Regions from separate parts of the Homo sapiens genome. Here region 2 is linked to region 1. Evidence: chromatin loops called from intact Hi-C (ENCODE). Cell type or tissue: Calu3. All regions are shown on one strand.

What was found. A loop is a pair of places that touch in the nucleus more often than their neighbours do. Peaks named below come from ENCODE experiments on the same cell type or tissue, not always from the same donor. Only the 100,000 strongest peaks of a DNase experiment are listed, where the experiment ranks them.
Region 2: a loop joins it to region 1, with 4 times the contacts of the local background. A loop is called at or near these places in 1 of 110 quality-filtered maps.

Annotation. Positions count from the first base shown.
Region 1 is chr3:87,996,300-87,998,799 of GRCh38, forward strand. No RefSeq gene overlaps it. Among named protein-coding and RNA genes, the nearest start is that of CGGBP1, 61 kb to the right of the region's middle. In Calu3, no CTCF peak of the experiment used is centred here; a DNase peak (open chromatin) is centred at 1,212.
Region 2 is chr3:87,732,556-87,735,055 of GRCh38, forward strand. The region is part of intron 1 of LOC105377198 (a long non-coding RNA gene); the gene reads right to left. Among named protein-coding and RNA genes, the nearest start is that of HTR1F, 59 kb to the right of the region's middle. In Calu3, no CTCF peak of the experiment used is centred here; a DNase peak (open chromatin) is centred at 1,306.

The DNA of each region.
Region 1 (2,500 bases):
AAGCTTTTCCCTCTGTACCCAGAGAGTCCTGTGTCAAAACTAAATGGAGAATTAATTGGAAGCCAATTACTAGGCAATGCATTGATTTGCTGCACCAAATAGCATGAAAGTCGAGATTATCATAAGCTTATTGCTGAAATGCATTCCTCTATTTCAAGGAAGAAGCCATTTTCTCATGACTTTATACCAGACTATTTTTAACTCATAGGTCAAAGAATTAGGTTTACTGCTTTACAGTACAAAGGAAGCAAGAAAAATATTTCCTTAACATATCCTGAAGTCCTTCAAAAGTAATCCTGCTCAATTCAAAATGTGTCCATATTAATTTGTTTCAGAAAATGTGTTTCTAGACTCTAATAACTAGATAACTAAAATGATTATATTCAGACCTTTATTTTGCCAAAAATATTTCTAAAAGCAAACTAACATTTTTGTCATGAATAAAGTAAATATTTTCTTATGATATTGTGATAATTTTTCTTGTTCTTTTGAATCAATATGCTTTCTCTCATTATTTAAAATGAGGAACTTACTGTTGAGAGAAATATTTTCTAACATTATAATAAATACTGAGTTATTCATACAGAATATCTTCTCTGTACAAAATGTGGCATGCTTGAAGTCGATCTGGGAAGAGTAGAATTTTTTCAAAGAATTTACACACTCTGGTTAGGGCAGAAACTATAAACATTTTGTTTGAGTAAAAAAGATATTATTTTACCAACAGTAACAACAATAAATCTTGTCAAAGCAATCTTTCATCAAAACTTGTTTTTAGTTTCAGTTCCAATTTTTATCGCAGAGTTTCTTCCTCTGCAAGGACACTAAAATTACCTATTGATTTATGTAGACACAGAAAACCAAAGCAATGTGCATAAGAATCACCAAAGATGCTTGTTACAAAGACAAATTCCAGATTTGAAATCAGAAAAGGTTGAAGTTAAATCCTGGTTCTTCTGCTAATCATTAACTTGATGCTAAGCAAATTTCATCTAACCTGCTTTCTTCAGATTAGAGATGAAAGACTACGGAGATAGAGTGAAATAAAGCAAATGCTCTTGAAAAAATGCTAAAAGACTACAAAATAGAAATTTGCATTATTTATCATTATTTTCCATACTAAGGAGTGAGTCAGAGGGCATTTGACACGCAACCTGGTGTTCTGCATTGTGGGTTTCCTGTTGCTGAATGTGGAGAAGAGCCAGTAAGTCATCGATGGCCTTCCGCTCCTGGCTCTCCATGGTAGAACAGTAACTCCCAGTAACCCCAGCCACAGCCACAAATACCACCCTGTGGGTACTCACAGTCTTTCCCTTTGCTCTATACTTCCATCCTTATTACTAAAAGACTGGCATGCTCAAAGGTTGTTTAGCTTTCTAGAAAAATGTAATGCAATTCTTCTACCCTATTAAATTCATAACTGCAATTATTCCAGAAGTAATTTCTTCTATTGATGTATTCAGAGACCTTTTTCCATATATTCTAGATAGGGTATTATTTCAATCCTTTAAACAATAAAGGTGAAACTTTCATTTGAAATGAAAATTCTAAGTTGATGAGAACAAGACTAGAGGTGTAACTGTAGGGTCTATTAAGTATTAGAAAAAATACTACTAATTTATATGCAAAAATTAATACTTAAGAAACTACTCAATATCAATGTCTCCCTGTTGCTTATTTCACTGCATACAGACTCTTGCTGGCTTTTAGGGTCTTCATAACCAAAGTACCACTCTCTGGAAAATCTTACTTCCCACTGTCCTCCTTGGTCCCAACAAATGCTATCTTCTCCAATCTGGTCCCTCTCTCCACTGTCCTCACTATGTGCCTTCCTCATTCTTGTCTCTATTGCCCTTTAGACTTTTTGTTTTCTTCTCCCATGTGAAATGCCCTCTACCTCCTTGATGTTAAGCAACTTATCCTTCAAAGTACAGATTCAATTTCACTTCCTCCTTGAAACTGAATCCATACTGTGCTTGAAGTCAGTATCCCTCAATATTATTTCCAATAATTCCTTATTTGTTTTAAGTATCTCTAATTTCTTCATGAGTGTTTGGTTTTTATACCAACTATAAAGAGTACTGTAAGTTACTTAAAGGACATGTGATTATTTCTGTCCCTTCCACATTTATCCCAAATATTTATCTTCACTTCTATATGTAATAAAAGAAATGCAAATGTGTCAATATCAAAAAGGAAACTGAGAGGTTGCTAAAAATAAAAAAGCAGTGCTTATTTTTCAATGATTAGAGAATACCTTACTGATAATGAAATACATAAAACTCATAGGACACTAATTTTCTGGAAATGTCTATGTATAACGATAAATTTCAAAGATCTGTTTGCTAATTATACATTATTAATCATTTATACAATATATGAATATGCTTTAAATCACCTATTTTAAAGACAATATTTTGGTTATTATTTTAAAACAGATATAAATAATAAATAATCCACTTGGTCATATTAAAATTAAGCTATTGGCTTCCAGCTCACC
Region 2 (2,500 bases), 260 kb before region 1:
TCACAGAGCAAAAAATTTCCCATTAGTACATAAACCCTAACAGTCATAGAAGGTAGACATGACAAATTTACTATATTACACAATTCTCATTACTAGGTCTAGACTTATCATATGAATACTTCACTTTCATGTAGTATGTAAAAGAACATTATTTTATTAAATGTTTAATAGGATTTAACTAAATGTTTGAGAATATTAAATTAAAATGTTCAGTTTAATACAATTATTTGAATTAATTTTTGAAATTATTATTTAGAAGTTATATTTTGCATTTTAATTTCAAGATAAAACTTTTTGGAAAATAAGTTTTAGTTATTTTTACATTACTATACTTTGGTGAAAATGTATTTAATTTCTTATACTGGGAAAGCAATTACAGTCTTTTAGATGATTGAAAGTAACTTCACGTTTACATCATAGTATACATAAACGTGAAGAGCCAAAGAAGTTGAAAACAATAAAAAAACTCTTTAGAATGGTAGCTTGTTTATTTTTATTTAAGTGAAAAAAAAGAAAGAAACTAGATTTTACTTAAACATGACCAACCTAAGTTTAGCATACAGGATACTACAAATGATTAATTTAATGAAGATTTATTTTTTAATCAAAATAATGAAAATGAGAAAAAAAAAGTATCACCTCAAATTCAGAACTTGAACAGTTCAGATGAAAATCCTGCAATTTCACTTAATCATTCTTGATTAAAAGAACATTAAATGTGTCACTTGCATACAAAAAGGAGCAGGTGCATTTATTAGAACTGAAAGAAAACTGAATAAACAGCAACATATAGTGTTTAACAGTGATAAGAAAATGCCTATAGAGAATATCAGTTTGAAGTTATTTAAATAATAAAATTTGTTCATTTTTGCCAAGTGTGACATTGATTTTGTATACAATGTTTACAGAAAACAACAAAAAATATTTAGATTTAGTAAAAATGATCTCAAAAAGTGATGTAACATTAAACATGTAAACCTGATATAAATAATAAAATTAATAATCGCTAGACATGAGGAACATTTCCTGTCCCAATGCAAAACCAAACACCACTGAGGGCCATTTAGCATCACTAGGATTCTTGGCTTTGGTTCCTAATAAATATGTTAAATATACTGGAGCAGGAAGAGCCGCAGACAAAACCCCTCAGTAACCGAGTTAAAGAAGGACAGAGTTTATTCGGCTAGGAGCATCAGCAAGACTCCTGTCTCAAGAGCCGAGCTCTCTGAGTGCACAATTCCTGTCCCTTTTAAGGACTCACAACTCTAAGCAGTTTGATCTTCAGTTACCAGGCCTGGAATGCAGTGCCAGGTTGTCTGGACTCTATTAACATAACCGGTTAGGTTAGATCTTCAGCTACCAGGCTTGAAATGCAGCGCAGGGCTGTCTGACTGATTTTATTTCTTGTCTTTTCTTTAACTCCTACTTTTTCTTTGAGGCAGAAATTGAGCATAGGGCAATATGGGGGGTGGTCTCCTTCCTTATTCCCCACTTTGAGACTCTCACTTATTTTATTAGTGGGAGTTCTCATCTGTATCCTCACTACCTGCGTCTTCCTGTATGACAGATCGATAGTGATTCATGTAGTACACTTGTGCTGAAGCATTCTGGTGAACTAGAGTAGTGTTGAAACCTTTCACCTATTTGAATGAGTACAGGTAGTAAACAAGGGATCAGTAAGCAGGTTCCTATTACTACTATAATTCCTATTATAAGACTTTTAAATCCTCCTAGCACTGGGAAACATTTTCGAACAAGGCCTCAGGGTCAAATCCGTGTCATACTTGTACAGGCACATGTGCCAGTTTCATGAAGTCTTTAACTAGATCTTCGACTACTTGCCCCTGGTCATCTACCTGCAGGCAGCAATTGGTAAGGTTAAATTTTCCACAGACTTCTCCTTCAGTTGCTAGCAAGTAGTCGAGAGTTAATCTATTTTGATAGATAGCATTTCTCATCTGAGTTTCTTGCCAGGCCAGAACAGTCAAGGCTTTACCAACGATCTCCAAGACAGCTTGCCACAATATGATTCGGTTGAGCATGTAATTGGGGGTCCGGTATCCCCATGAGCCATCTTGTGCCCAAGTGGCAGGCCCATAGTATTGTATAATTTTTTCAGGAGGTCATTCATCATCTTTTCAATTACCTATGGCTATGTTTCACTTTTCGCAGGAAGCATAGAGAGGGAAGCCCAGGAGTTCACCTGTTTTTATGGGCAGTAGGAAGAAAGATGGTTTAATAGTGCCAGTAACACAACTTCCTGTCCACTCATCAGGCAGCTTAGTGTAGGCTCTACGTCCACATATCCAGTATAGCCCAGTGGGGGCCGTTCAGTCCCAGTGGGATTCTGGGTGGGCCCAAACGGTCTGCAACTTTGGAAATTTATTGAATGGATTTTTGTCTGTGTGGTTTGAACTCCACCGTGTAACTGTTTTTGTGGTACCATTATACAGTTTTTGTCCCAGGCAACTAAGTCGTCCTACAGAATGAGTGAATTCTT